Linked DNA regions of Mus musculus: region 2 is linked to region 1. A link is a loop called in an ENCODE intact Hi-C map of the cell type or tissue named here. Cell type or tissue: gastrocnemius. All regions are shown on one strand.

What was found. Hi-C counts contacts between places; a loop is a spot of excess contacts. Peaks named below come from ENCODE experiments on the same cell type or tissue, not always from the same donor. Only the 100,000 strongest peaks of a DNase experiment are listed, where the experiment ranks them.
Region 2: it touches region 1 in a loop (6-fold over the local background); 33 of 42 quality-filtered maps call a loop at or near these places.

The regions. Positions count from the first base shown.
Region 1 is chr6:121,528,804-121,536,803 of GRCm38, reverse strand. No RefSeq gene overlaps it. Among named protein-coding and RNA genes, the nearest start is that of Iqsec3, 59 kb to the right of the region's middle. In gastrocnemius, a CTCF peak has its summit at 3,726; a DNase peak (open chromatin) is centred at 3,711.
Region 2 is chr6:121,338,512-121,346,511 of GRCm38, reverse strand. It overlaps Slc6a12 (solute carrier family 6 (neurotransmitter transporter, betaine/GABA), member 12), which reads right to left and starts at 3,938. Exons shown (of 16, transcript NM_001381903.1): 1 at 3,896-3,938; 2 at 3,407-3,462. In gastrocnemius, no CTCF peak of the experiment used is centred here; no DNase peak of the experiment used is centred here.

The sequences.
Region 1 (8,000 bases):
TATCTTTCCATTGGGGGAATTTGTATCAATAATAATCAGAGTTGTTATGGAAAGATGTGTATTTATTCTTGTCACTTTTTCCTGTTCTTGTGGCATTTTCTCAGATGTCTTTCTGTTACTGTTCTGGCTCTGTTGTTTGTTTTTTCTTCTCCTGTAACCTCTTAAGTGTGTATATCCTTCTCAGTATAGCACATTCCATCCAGTGCTCTCTGTACAGATGGCTTAGCTGTTGTAAATTCCTTTGATCTGTTCTTATCGTGGAAAATATTTATCTATCCTCTAATTATGATGGAGTGCCTTGCTAGGTATAATATCCTGATTACCACTTGTGGTCATTGAGAACTTGAAAACCATCTTTCCTCCTGGCATTAAAAGTGTCTATCAGAGAATTAGCTTTTATTTGTGTTGGCCTGCTTTTATGCATGACTCAGCCCTCCTCTCTCTCAGTTTTTAATGTGCTTTTCTTATTCTATATTCTTAGGGTTTTAACTACAATATGCTGTGAAGAGATTTTTCTTCTCTTGTATATTTTACATTTCATCTGTGTCCTGTACCTGGAAGGGGATCTCTTCCCCTAGAGTTGAGAACTTTTCTTCTCTGATGATTTGGCCTTTTCAAGGTACCCCCCAAAGTCCCAAAGTCCTAGCTCATTCGTTTTTAAAAATCTCTTCTTTATTTCATTCAACTATTTGTATTGGTTTTGTTTGTTTGATTGATTTTTTTTGTTTTTGGGTTTGTTTGGTTTTTTTAGTACATCCATGTCTATTATGAGTTATTTGAATGCATTTATGTGTGTCCTTTTGAACTTTTTTTCTGGAAGTTCTTCCTAGTGGTCCTCATTAGAAGCCATTGAGGTGGCAGTGGTAATTTTTGGAGGAGACAGGTCACTTTGGATTTTGTGTTGTTTATATTTATGAACCAAAGCTTACATGTCTGGAGTCAGTTTATTGGTTGGATTTTCCTTTTTCTGTCTTTTTTTTTTTAATCCTTTGAAAGTTTCACATTTGCATTGCCTTATTCTTCTGTTGCTGTGCAGAGACACCAAGGCCAGGGCAATTCTTATAGAAGAAAGTGTGTGATTGGGGCTGGCTTTGGGTTTTAGAGAGTTAGTCCATCACCATCATGGCAGGGATAGTGCTGGAGAAGTAGCTGAGCGCTTCATCCTAAGCCACAGACAGCTGCAGAGAGAGGGACAGTGGGCCTGGCATGGACTTTTAAAACCTCAAAGCCCTCCCCCAGGAATGCACCTCTTCCAACAAGAATACACTTACTCCAACAAAGCCATACCGCCTAATCCTTCCAAACAGTCCATCAACTAGAGACTAAGTGTGCAAATATGAGTCTATTGGGGGTATGCTTATTCAAACCACCACGTGTGTACAATATATCTTCATCATACCCACCTCTCACTCCTCCCTCTAACAACACCCCTCCCCCAGGTTCCTTTCTTCATAGCTCCTTTGTTGTTGTTGTTGTTGTTGTTGTTGTTGTTGTTGTTTTAAATCAAGTAAGGCATGAAAAATATGGTTTCTGTGAAGCTTATCATGGACCCCTACATGGAGAAGCTAACATGGTATCCACCTTGAGTTTGTGTGAACTTAGGCAGAGCTGAGAGGCAGGAGCAGGATAGCAGTGGCTGAGTTACTGTGGTGTGACTGGACTAGGGACATGGAGATAAACATTTTTAGTATCTTAGTTAGTCCTGGTCCCATTGTAAACCTTCTCTTTTGGAAGTGCCCCAGATTCCTGGATCAGGGTCAAGTCCTAGCCCTGGCTTGAAGGTCTTCATATACTCTTTATGGAAAGCAAAATCCAGAATGTTCTGAGACTATGTTATAATGACCAGCACCATAGAAAATCAGCATACAAAAACCAGTAGGTATTGTATATACCAATAATGAATAGAAAGACTCCACATCCGTGAATATGCAGAATAAATATTGCGACAATGGATGTACTCCTAAAACAATGTACTGATTCAATGCAACCTTTATCAAAATACTACTAATAATGTTCTTTACAAGTATAAAGAAACAGTCATATAACTCACATAGAAGCATCACAAACAGCCAAAACAATCCCGACAGAGAGCTGTGTTAGAAGCGTCGTAAGACCGGATTTTAAATTGCACTACACAGTCACGGTATCAAAATCTGTACAGTGCAGACTGGAACAGCCACACAGATCCAAGGAGGAGAACAGAAGACCCAGAAGAAGCCTCTCAGATGAAGACACCTGGCTTTTGGCAAAGGTGCAAAAGCACCTAGAGGAGAGACGGCTTCTTCAGAGAGCAGCGCTCAGACAACAGAATATCCTCAGGCAACGGAATGAAATTAGACACCTATCTCTCAGTCTACAAAAGCCAACTCAAAGCAGATCGAAGACTTTACTATGAGACCACTAGGTGGAAACACCTTGACACATAAGCACAAACTTCCCAAATAGGACTCCAACGTCTCCAGAAATTAAAGCAGATCTGCATGAAATTAAAAATAGATTATCCAGAGCAAAAACCAAAGTTAACAGAATTAACAGAGAGCCTTCAGAATGGGAGAAAGCATCCACTATGGGATTAATATATATGTAATATATAAGTAACTGAAAAAAAGCATCAAAAATAAATATTAAATAATCCAAATTAAAGCCGGGTGGTGGTGGCCCACGCCTTTAATCCCAGCACTTGGGAGGCAGAGGTAGGCGGATTTCTGAGTTCGAGACAAGCCTGGTCTACAGAGTGAGTTCCAGGACAGCCAAGGCTACACAGAGAAACCCTGTCTCGAAAAAAACAAAGCAAAGCAAAACAAAACAACAAAAAAAGCCAAATTAACCAGTGAATGCATCGAGCAGTCAGTTTTCAAAGTGCAGTGCCTAGGAACTCATATAAAATGTTGAATGTTCATAACTATCAGGGAATTGTAAGCCAGAATTGCATTAAGATTTCATTCTGTACCTATCAGTGACTGGTGATGGTAAGGCAGGAGGGGGAGGGACCTTGTACACCGCTGTTGAAATTGCAGATTAGTGAAGCTACGCGGAAACCCATAGGAAGCTTCCCCCCAAACTAAAGTAGAACTGCCTTGAGCCAGCTGTGCCTCTCCCGAGGCCATACGCAAGAGTCTAAGCCGGTATATCAGAGAGAGTCCTACAAACCTATGTTGCAACACAACTCACAAAAGGCAAGTCATAGAATCAGCATACAGGGTTTTATTCATCCACAAAGAATAAAATTATATCTTTTTCAAGAAAGTGGGTGAGACCAGCAGCAATCATTACATCGAGCAAAATAAGCCAGACTTTGGCAAATTTTGCTTGCTTTCTCTTATAAATGGGCTTAGGTTGCGTCTTGATTCTACCACTGTGTGCTTTGACTTACAAGTGCACTTTAGTTTCCTAGTGCAGACTGAGAGGCAGGAGACAGTACTGGCTGCCTCAGAGGGATGTCCCAGAAATGGGGTTTGCCTTAGATGGAAACTGCTCTCTTATATAACCCTTAGAAGGATCCACTGGAGACCCTTCACCTCTGGTTGCCTCATCCCCTGCCTCAGCTTGACCAGTCTCAAACTTATGCTCCCAAACCCACTTGGGCACTTTACCCATGTGCTGGAAGGATGCTGGATGGTGGCCCCACGCAGCTAATTCTTACCTAGCCTACCCTCCTGTACCCAGGTCTTGGGATAATAACAAAACAGGAAAATCTCAACACATGCAGCCCCAGAGATGTCCACTGAGTGGCGCTGCTGTACCATATCTCCCTGCCCTGCTCTTGTTTCAGGCTGTTCTGGTGATCCTCCTCCACCTGAGCTCACACTTCTCCCAAAGAAAGCCATTCCATAGTCCCAGATTTTAATGTAATGCCTTCTACTCCCGGTAATGCCTTCCTGCATCCAGTTCCAAGTTTTTCCCTCTTACAAATTTAAATTGTAGTATGTACGTTTTAGAAAATGTTATTTTCTTTATAGAAATCAGAGAATCAAATGGAAAAACAGATGGTAATTTCACACACAGAAGATTTGTCATTGTTATTATGTTTTATTTATCTTCCTATGCATCACCTTTACTTAAGAGTACGTTTTTTTTAATGCTATTATTATGTCATGCTATTATATTTTACACTCTTCCTTGTCTGCAAGTTTAGATTTATTCCACCGTGTCCCACTGTGATATATCCCAACTATCCAAGCGCATTTCACAGTCATTCTCATTTTGTTAGCAGTTTAGAACGTTGCTCCTTCTGCTTCTGTTGTTCATCATTCTATGATAACTGTGAACAGAGCGCTGCTGGGATTATTGTCTCCCTCTCCACGATGAAGAGTGCTGCATTGCTGTCAGGACTTTTGGACCCTCGGCCATGCTTCCTGGTCTCCATCCTCCTTATAGCTTTCTTCTCAGAGTACTAGGTTGCCCTTGATGCTGAAATCAGCTCAAACTTGGCTGGTAGGACCCCGCCCCCACTCCCTACCTCTGCCCCACCCCCACCCCAGCCAGCTTTAATAACACTGTGGATGGGTTCCCAGCTTCTTGGAATGCCCCTTTCTCATCTCCAGTGTAGGCCCACTCCCTTTCCAAGGTACTTCCTTGCCCTCCGTGGAGAAAATGTTCAGAAACATAGGTGACCTTGGCTCCTGGATTTACCGGGCATTTCGGTAGACAGGCCTGGGAAGTGCATATTCATAAGCACGCGTCTGTGTTGATATTTCTGAGTCAAATCCCAGAATTAATTCGACCTCGTCTTGCCTTTGTCTTGGCACAGCTGCGCGTAGACGGAGGATGTACACCTACTGATGAGGAAAGGATCTGGGACAGTCTGTTGCCAAGCAACCACGTGGCTTCTCACCACACTGACATTAAGGTGGTTGCTCTGCCCCTGCCCCACTACACTAAGTATAAATAAAAGTTACGACTGCTAACAACAACAAAAGCATCCTATGGAACTCATTTACCTCTTTCTCTTTTGTTCTTATAAGGTTAATAAAGCTATGAGCCAGGCAGTGGTGGCGCACGCCTTTAATCCCAGCACTTGGGAGGCAGAGACAAGCAGATTTCTGAGTTCGAGGCCAGCCTGGTCTACAGAGTGAGTTCCAGGACAGCTAGGGCTACACAGATAAACATTGTCAAGAAAGAAAGAAAGAGAGAGAGAGAGAGGGAGGGAGGGAGGAAAAGGTTATAAAGCTATGTAAAACCAGGATGCTGTCGTGCACTTGTGTTGTTAATCTGACACATGGCTAGGCATTAATTTGATGAGGGAGGGGCTTATTTTCAACTTCAGAGTTTCTTGTTTTCTGTAGGTTTAGTTCAGTTTTTCAAACATGTAAACATTCATAGGTTTCAAAAGTTAAATATATATTTAACATATATATTTATTTACATATATTATGTAATATTATTATGTAATAATTATATAATATATATTTAATACACACATATATGCATACATATATATACATATATGTATGCATACATATATATACATATATATGGAAGATACCTTCAGGGAAGCCTAGTGCCGCTGTCCCTCACAGACCATGGTTAGCCTCCAACTTCCGAGCACCTCCACGTGTACTTGCATATGCATGAAAAAGACTCTCCCAGGCTTTCTTCCATCTGTGAAGTTATCAGAAATCTAAAATTCTAATCCCTCTGGAAAACCTGTCATTCTTGGACTTTGTTGGTGGCTCCATGGCAGAATTTGACAGCCTTCGATGAGTTAGATATAGCTTTACTCTTGAACCCAGCAATCCTGAATCTAAAGTTCACCCAGAAGTTCCAACCCATAGATACCATCAACATGTACTCGGATTCTTCTTGGGAAGCTACTTGCTAGATAGGCAGGCTGTCCATCAAAGGTCGTGGGAGGCCTGAGCCCAGCTCCATCCACCAAAATGAGGAGACCAGGAGTAGTTAAGTGTGCTGGACAGAGGGACTGTCAGGACATGCAGGCAACCGATCACTAAGTGGTCAATGGTTCAGGGGTGACCAATGTCATAAAAAGGCAAAACAAAACCACTAGGGGAACAGGGCACTGGCTGTGTGGGCCCCAGGAACAAGATGTTGAAAGACAAATGGCATCTATTCTTGGAAAATCATTTCTTTGTCTTTTTCTTTTTTGGTCTTATGGAGTTATAAAGCTATCTTTGTCATTCTGAGGAACACTATTCACCTTAGAGAAAGGGTCTTATTGGCCCAGAGATCACCACTTAGGTAAGGCTATCTGGCCACCTAGCACAGGGGGCTCCTGTCTCTGCTGCCAACCCTGGGATTAGAAGTGTGCTCCACAATGCCCAGTATCTTCACCTGCACTCTGGGATCAAACTCAGGTCCTAGTGTTTGCAAGGCACGTGCTCTCTGGGGAGCCATCTCCACAGCCTCTAGGGAGTCTTAGTCAAAGGTTTGGACCAAGTCCCTGGCCATGCAGATCTTTGTAGAATCTCCACTCGTGACTTTCCTGCATAACCAGAGTTGAGCATCTTTGAGTCAAGTGTGCCAACTTTCTTTGCTGTTTAAATAAGGATGCCAACACCGCATGTCATTAACAGTCTCGTAGGTTGATTGATTTGTTGGCTGGCTCAAAAATGAGAGTTATTTTTCATTTTGTTTTGATTGATTTTTTAAGTCTTGATCTAGATAGCCCAGCTGGGTTGGAGCTTACTATGTAGTTTAGGTTGCGCTGCAACTCTCAATCCTCCAGTCTCCAATCCTCAAGTGTCCCTCCAGGTCTATGCTACTGTACTCAGGTAAAAAGGAGTTTTCTGTCTGCTAATTTGCCACCAGTCATTTCCTATTACGTGTGTCTGCTGCCTCCTAGCCCAGGCTTGCCCTTCCTCCCTCTTCTGAGGTGTCATAGGGTCGTGACTTACCTGGTTTGGGGGAGTAGTTGGAAGCTGAGTGAGTGGTGGGGTTTTCTTATGCTAAAGACCTGCGTCCAGTATAGGAAGAGCCATGTGCCTCCACTCTGGCCCTTGTGGTCTAGAACCAGATCTTACCTGCTTCTCTCTTGCTGTTCCCTACCATCTACATTTGATATGGCCAGGTGGATGAGGGTTGGGAATATCTCTCCCTAGGCTGGGAAATTTGGGGGCGAAGAGCCCGCATGAGACTCTGCTGTACAGAATGGTCTGGTCTACACTTCTATTTATCAGCTCCTCCCTGAGTCTTATCCAGTCATGTGATCTTCCTAACACTGTCCTGGGGCTAATTATATTTGATGTTAATTCTGTTCTCCTGAGAGGTGTTGTGAACAAGGAATGAGTCAGCACTCAAGTGGTTTCCTGTAAACCTGCTTCCCACCTTAATTTGTAAAATAAAGGAGAGTTGAGGATTGGGCAGATAAAGAGAAGGTGGGGCAGAAGGTGGAGAGAGAGAAGAAGGAGAAAATGGTAGAGGGAGAGGACACAGAGGAGGAGGAGGAAGAAGAAGAAAAGCAGAGCAGAAGCACATGCCCTGGAGAAACCGAAAGTTCTAAGGGGTCTCATAGATGTGGAAGATGATAGTGCAGCGGTAGATCTGCCCAATCTAGGTGCACAGCATGTAATCATATGAACTGTGTTGTGTTTTCATTGCCGGGGCATATTTGAGCTGGAGGATTACCGCAACACTGTCCTTGTCCCCATCTTTTGCCGCTGCCCTTCCAATCAGCAGATAAGATTGACAAACCAGAATAGGAAGCTGTCTTCGAGGGTTACAGCTAGCAGCCTTCCCACAATGCCCCTCCCCCCCCCCAAGTGCAGGGAATGCTGGTCGGTCCTGGCATCAAAGAGATCTGTCATTGCTGGCACAAGAGGAGTAGCATCCACCCAGACTCTTACTAAGGAAGGTCCTCCCATCCTCATCCCTTGGGTTCTTAGGTTAGTTTTCGGTAGCCCTCCAGGCATCACCGTAAGGACACAGCTTAGGAGAGCACACTGCTCTGTTCTCTGAGGTTGGTTATATCAGTCCTTGTCCCAGCAAGGGTACAGATCTCAGAGTACATCTTCAAAGACTCTCCTAGGATGTCAATTCCTTAA
Region 2 (8,000 bases), 190 kb after region 1:
GGCATCAGCTCCAGCTGTAGGCTTTCAAGGGAGGCCATTTCTATGTCTATCTGTCCCAAGAAACATAGAAGATCCTGGAGCCAGGAGGGGTCACTTGGATGGTGGTCATTTTAAGATGACCTCAAGATGCCAAGTGCCCGTCTCTTACAAGAACAGCCTGGCAGGGGCTGCCCACTGTGGCTGTTGCCATTTCCTTCCCCCTGCCCTCTAAAATGTACAGCCCTCCCCCGAAACTTCCATGGGCCACTGTCCCTTCTGTTTTCTGTCCCTTTTGTCTGTCACTTGCCAGGAGGTCAATTGTATCTGGAACCCACGCTAGCTTTCTCCTCCCTGCCTCCGTACAGCTGGTCACCTTGATGCTACTTCAGGCCTTCCTCCCAGGGAAATGCCAAGAAGGAGGTGCCTAGACCTTCGGGGAAGCCCTGTCCATTGGTCCTCACCTCCAGGGACACTCAGGGAATCAAATGACCAGGCCTAGCATGTACCCTATACTCCTCCAGGACACAAGGGAGTCTTTTTATGAAGGAAGACTCTATGTTTATTTGTTGGTCCTTTTAACCCAGGCAACAGCCCAAGCCTGGGTCCGTTAGAAAGGCGTGGGCAGAAACCAGCTACAGTTGTGGAAAATTTTTGAAGGTGATTTGGAGGGTGCAGGCTATCCCAGGAATGAAAAAGCACGGCAGGGTGAGGTTCTGGTATTGGGATATTTTCAGTTTCTCACTGCCAGCTCTGGGCAGGAGAAGCATAAGGAGACACATAAGCTGGTGCAAACTCCAGGCTCCAGCACAGCCCCTTGGACACAAGAGAGAAAGATGAGGCAGGGAGGAAGGCTCCAGACTGCAGAAACAGAGCCAGCGGAGCAGTCAGTGAGGCTTGAACCCAGCCGGAAACTGTTGGCACCCTGCAGAGTGACCCCTTAATCACGTCCAAATGATAAATGACAAACAAATCAAGACCTAATGAATGAGCTGAAAACACTGTTGCAAAAGCACCAGACAGGAAGTCAAGTTCACTCAGACTTGCTAATTACAACAAGGAAAGGTCAACTTTTGAGTCATCACGGGACTAAAGACACAGGGTTTTTAATATCTGCTATCAAATCCCATCCTAACAGTCTCAGTACTGTTAGGCCTACGTTATTGATGAGGAAGCGAGGCTCAGGGATGGGGAGCAACACCTGACCCACAGCGCATGCTCAGTGCTCAGTTCAGTGGCTCTTCAAAGGCTGAGCCCAAAGAGCAGCTAGTAGGAAGGGCTCTTGCTTTGTGACTTAGGCAAATGATACCTCCTCAGTGAGCTTTAAATCTCCTAGAGAGAATGACCCTGTCTCCATTGGGTAGCGGCAGAAGGGGAGGATAAAGGTGAAGAGATGTGAAAAAGACCATATAGGTCGCCTTTGCTTGCTAAGCCATGGGATAGCGGGCTCGGCAAGCCCCACCCACGAGGAAGCCTGAGGGAACCTGCAGAAGACAAACCTTCCACTCCCCCCACCACTCGCAGCCATTGCAAGATGAACAGAGGGAGAGGGGATGATCTGGTGGGAAAAGGAGTAGATGAAGAATGCATGATGGGAAAGATGAGGGGGGAGGGGTCAGGGGAGCACACCCAGAACCCTGTCCAGGCCTGAGACTGAGGTTTATCAAGGAAAAGAAGGAAGAGCAGGACCTGAGAGTGTGAATAGCCATAGGCCATTTTATAATTTTCTATAAATAAATATAATAAGTATATTTATACAAATTATATTTCTATTTATATAAATATGCTAATATATAAACATTATTGATAATATTGATATGATATTATTATATAAATTTATATAAATATATAATGAAAATAAGAATAAATATAAATATAATTTTCTATAAATAAAAGATTGGGCATGGGGAGATGGATCAGCCGTTAAGAGCACTGGCTGCTCTTACAGAGGATCCAGGTTCCACTCTCATCACCCACATGGTGATTCATAACTGCCTGTAACTTCAGTCCCAGGGGACTCCTCTTCTGGCTCCCTCAGTCGCCAGACATGTAGTGTGCAGAGACACACACAAAACATTCAGACACATAAAAATAAACAAATAAAAATTCTTTAAAACGTTTTCGAGAGGAAGAGTGGAACCACAGAATAAAAACAAAGGCAGGCAAAAGGAGAGGTGGCTCAGAGCCACGGTGAGCAGGGAGGAGAGAGGGCTGAAACCACAGCACTGGACAGCTATGTTAGACTAGGGGAAGGAATGTCCAGGAGAACGTTAGCCGTACAAACACGCTGCACAGGGCCCCTTTTCTCTCTATTCTTCTTATGGGTCAGATAGTGAATATCATCTGCGTGAGAACTCCAGATCTCAGAATCGAAGCAGGACAGTAAAGTTCCAGCCCAGCCCAGCTCCACACCAACAGCAAATAAATTCAAAAACACAGCCTCGGCCCCCAGGGTCCCTCCCCCCCGCCCCACCTCTAGTCTGTTTGCTAGGAATGATTCTGTGACAGCAAGGACAACTCGTTCCCCTTCGCAAGCTCTGTTACCTCCACAGCTACAGATCTCCTCTGCAGGCTGTCCACCCGCTTTGCTAGGCTGAGCAAGGGGAAGGGGAGGGACTTCACCATACTTGGGTGCCCTTGAGCCAATCCTGGGTTCTGTCTTCAAAGGACCAGCAAGTACAGTCTTAACTCTCTCCTCAGGAGCTGGACAGATTAGATGGAAGCCCACTCTGGTTCTAGGAAACACCTCCAGAAACCCTCCCCGCCCCACATACTGCTAGGGTTCAACCCAGGCACCACCGCTCCCTTCCCTAAACGAAAGAGACCCAGTCCCACTTCAGCCCATACCCACATACCAGCACCCACCCCTGAACACACCGATGCCATTCCGTCACGTCCCTCTGCACACACATACCTGTGTGCATGGCCCCAAAGCCTGGCTGCTCGTAGCCCTTCACACCTGGTAGGCAGCTGCCCTCCACAGTGGCAGCCCACATCTTCTCCAGCTCCCTCTCCTCAGACCCAGTCCCACCCAAGCTGGTGCCCCGCTTTCTGCTCTAGCCCTAGCTGACCAAGAGGCAGGCGCCCCCAACCTGTGAAGGTAGTTCCAGATCCATCCACTCACCCTTCCTAGCTCTGAAAACTGACTGCCCTCCCCTGGCAGGCAGATGGCCCGCCTCCTCGGGGCCAGTTCCCCATCTGTGAACTCTCCTTACTTACTGGGGCTTGTCCCTGAGCAATTTCATTATGTGGCTAGTGAGGATGGCATCAGACTCCCTGTGGCCTCAGGGGACCGCAGCTCCCTGCTTCCTGCCCAGACACACAGTTCTGCTGGGTCTTGCCTCTGCCCTGAGCCTCAGCTCTCCAGACTCAGGGGTACAGAGGCTATGATAACCAGACTGCGCGCTCTGCGCATGCTCTTCCCACTCACCTGGTCTCTCAGCCCAGCTAGAACTCCTGCTCCAGAATGAGTAAGCGTCTCCAGACCTGGAAGAGGAATTCTCACCTTCAGTACTCCTGCTCCTCCCCCCCCCAACCCCCCCTCCCGCCACAGCCCCACCCACCCAGTGGTCCTGAGACGGATGGCCAGACCAGGGAAGGGGGGCTGTAGAAAGTGAAGGGACAAAATACCACAAGCAACAAGAGAGATTGAGAAGTCTATAAGCCTAGATTACACCATCCACCCTCAGGGAACGAAACCTCATGACCCTGTCTCTCTGTCCCCTCAGGGCCCCTCACTCCTGACTAGTGTCTTCCCAGTGGGCACTATCCAGAAGAAGCCCCCAGAACCTTGTTGAACAGCTGCCTCAGGCAGCCCTACCTCCCTGACCTCTCTCCTCCTGCTCCTGGCCCTTCGCCCTTATCCTCACCTCCACCCCAACTACCGGCTCCTTCTTAGGCAAGGTACAGCCCCTCTTACCAGAGCAGTGGGATGGGAGCCACCAACTTTCAGGCTGGACACTGAGGACCTTGGGAGGGGAGCTGGCCTCAGTGACGAGGGCATGGGAGGAGGGTGAATCACAGACTGGAGTTTTCCACCAAGTACCTGCAAAGCTCGAGACCTTCCCAGCCACTGCCTTCTCCTTGGGATTTTCCTAGAGAAGTCTCCAGAGCCTGCATATCCCAGGAAGGCAAATGCAAATAGGATCCAAGGTTCAGCCCACCCACCCAGACCCTTATCATGGTCTCCCAGCCAAGGAAGACTCTGAGCCTCAGTTTCCCGCTTTGGAAAGGTGGATAATGGGTGCTTTTCAAGGTTGCTGTGGAGGGTTAAAGTCAACATGGCTGTGCTGGGAAAATCACAGGTTCTTAAGGACAGTTGTCAGTATTTGTTGCAGGCTCCGGTGGGGGTTCTGGGATCCAGATACTCAGATTCTGCCCAGCACAGCACCACAAACCAAAGACTCCTCCGGAACAGCCTGGCGGCTGTCAAGTGTGCACACCCATGGGGAATGTGTGTGCCCTCAGCAATGATGGGAGGATTTTTCCAAAACAGGGTTCTCTGGGCAAGTCTTCACAGCATGGATACGAAAAAGCCTGTGGCCTCTGGAAACATCAAGATGTTTCTTCAATGCCGAGTGGGATGGAAACAGGGGAAGTTGTGGGGAGAAAGGGAAATTTCCCTTTGTGTGGACTTCCCCTTTATCTGCTAAAAAATGTCTTAACAGTGGAGGGTGTGAAGTGAGATTGGCGGTCTGTAATTTTCCATTGGCACCCCACTCACCATCCCTCAGGTCCCCCCTGGCCTCTGTTGCCCATCAAGGAAAACCAGAATGAGTCTGGCCTTTACAAGCTGGGGACCAGCTCTGGAGGGAAAAGAGTCACGGTCTGCCGCAAGCTGCCCACTTCTCACCCCCGTGCCCAGCTGGCATGGTGCAACCTGCCCTGCCTGCTGGGTCTGCTCTATGCCTGCACGCTGGGCCCACCATCATGACCTCCAGTACAGCAGTTCTCATCCTGTGCATTGTGACCTCTTTGTGGGTCACACATCAGATATCCTGCATATCAGATATCTACATTACGATTGATAACAGCAAAACTACAGTTACGAAGTGGCAATGAAAATAATGTTATGGTTAGGGGCGACCACAACATGAGGAACTGTGTTAAAGGGTCACAGCGTTAGGAAGGTTGAGAGACACACTGCTCTGCTGTTTCTTACACAGGAGATACCAGGGTCTACAAAAAACAAAAGAGCCGGCTTTGGCAGCCCTTCTGCCCAGTGAGTAAAGTCGGATTTTACCTAATCCTTCCATCTCTTTCCCCTGGCTACTTCAGACCCTTGTCTCCCTCTCTTAACATTGGTTCCCCCCCCCCCCAAATCAAGCTTGTCCCAATATTCATTTTCCCCCGCACCCTCCTGTTATCAGACCACTGGAAACTCAAGAAGCCAGAGATTGTGTCTTTGCAAGCATCTGCAAAGTACTGCAAAGAGAGGAAGAGCCACGAGCAGCCATCTTCTTCTGACCCCGTGCATACTCCTAGGTACCTGGCATGAAGCCTATTTTCTGAGCTCCTCGTTCAGGCTGGGTACACTATGTGTTGCCTCCATTAGGAGCCTTGAGGTGTGGATATGAGAAGACTCTGCCTGAGAAGAATTCTGGGGGTGACTAGAAGCAAAACACTTCACCTTGTGACCACATGCAGTAAATGAAGAAGCCGGCACTGGAACCTGTGCCCCTTGGTTCCGAGAGCTCCTTCCTCAGATCAGTTAACAGGTGGGAGTCTCATCTCGTGATTCTCCGCTGCTATTTTAGCATTTAAAATAGTGCTGCCTCCGAGCAGACCTATGGCCTGTATTGGATGGATGGATGGATGGATGGATGGATGGATGGATGGATGGATGGATGGGGAGAGAAAGAAAGGAAAGAGAGAGGGAGATGACAACCACTGCAGGAGAAACAATCATATCCATCCCTTTGCTTAGACAGCATACGCTGCTCTCTCAGAACCAGGGACTGAAGGGCCCCAGCCCCAGGGCCATTGGACCACAGGCTATTTGAGGCTACTTCTTCCTCATTCCCTAGCAAATTCACTTAGCTAAGTAAATGCGCATCCTTCTTCCTGAGACTAAGGGGTGGTATGCTGTCCTGGACACCTCCAGGGCTTTTCTGCTATGAGGAGAGCGACTGCTGGGGTGCAGCCACAGTAAATGGAAGTGTTTACCCAGAGTGCTTCCTGGGTGCCTGTTTCTGCTGGAGTCTGGTGAGGCTGTGGGGTAAGCAGTAGTTTTAGCATAGTTTAGAGGAGAAACAAGATCACAGAATAGTTTGCCTGTTATTGAATGTGAGGGTTGAGATCCAAAATAGGCTGCAAGCCTCTATTAAGAAGGTTGCCCAGGTGACCTGTGCTTATGTGCACACTGTCTAGGGATGGCCGGGGTTGTGAGATGTGCCTGGGTCTGAACCTTGGGCAGTTGAGTTCTCCAGGTAGCCTAGTGGGCTCAGGGATTAGTAAGTGCCTTCCTGGTGCCATGGGCATCTTCTCAGGTGCCAGTTTCCCCTATGCTTCTGCCTCCTGCACTCAGATTATCTCTCCTAGTGCTTGCCTGCCGACCTCTCTGTGTAGCCTCCCCTCCCTGCCTTGCTTTCTTTGGGGAACTGCAGGATCCAGTCTCTGCCCCATACAGATAGGGACACAGCTATCCTCAGTCCTTCACCTCACCTATGCCTCTACCTCAGCCAAAGCCAAACTCAAGTACCATAGCTCCCAACTCTGACTATAGCTAGGCTTGGTCGCTCACATCTATAATTTCAACACTTGGGAAGTTGAGGCAAGAGGATCTCTGTGAGTTCAAGGCCACCCTGAACTATATAGTGAGTTCAAGGACAGCCTGAGCTAAGACTGGGGTCCTGTTTCAAAACAAAACAAAGCAAAAACGAAACAGTGTTGACAGACTCTGAGCACACCAGCCACATTTCTCAAATCTCCATCATCTCCGCCTGTCAGCCAGCATTTATCTCCCTCGCTTGAACCCAAAACCGGACTAAAAGAATACTTGGGCCCCTGACTTCATTTGATCCCTGTCATAAAACTGTGTGGGCAGGATACATGGAGTTATCCACATCTGAAAATTGAATGTGAATTCCAAGGGGTTTCTACTGAGACAGTCCATGAAGCAGACACATCAGAGAAGCACCAACACGTGGTTTTCACACTGTAGATGCCACCATTTGGGACTCTGATAAGTGGGGCTCACATGACCATCACTGAGCCATCTCATTTCCTCAGCATATTTCTAAAACTCTGAGCAAATGAGTGGGCAGAGAGGCAGATCGCGTACGCTCAGAATTGCCTGCCAGGTTCCCTCCACCTTCTGTGACTCCCTCTCAAAGCCCCAAGTTCATTCAAGGAAACTGACACAGACATCGTGGCGCACACCTTTAATCCCAGCACTAGGGAGGCAGAGGCAAGTGGCTATCCTGCTCTACAAGGCAAGCTCCGGGCCAGCCAAGGCTAATAGTGAGACCCTGTATTAAGAGATAAAAGAAATGGGTTGAATTCTGCTTCTGCCCATGTTTGTAGTAAGTGCATTATAACCTTGTAGCCATAGGCGTTGTAGAAACACGGTCAGGTAGGTGAGGCGGTGAGCTGTGTAGAACCCTAGGCTTGGGCACATTAAACCTGCAATGCTGTGACCAAGCCTGTATCCACGGAGTAAATCACCTAGGAGAAAGAGTCCAGGCTCCCCACAGAGTCAGGAGGACCACTGTCCCTGATTTCTACAGACTCTTCCAACACAAGACTGGAAAACTGGCAAAGATTTCAAAACATTTCCCTTGAAACTGACATGTCACAAGCTGAAAAAACACCCGGGGTGGGGGCGGAGCCTGAACAGCTCAGAGAGTCATAGGACACTTAGTCACGTCATGCTGTCATGCCACAGCAGAGGACCCCAGGTGAACCTGCAGACTCAGGTAGACCTTTCCCTAGATGGGGAGAGAGTCATGTTTCATCCACTTCTACAGCACACAAACAGCAACTGGAGTTTCTCCCCACCCCCTTAGAGGCTGGTTGCTAAGGCA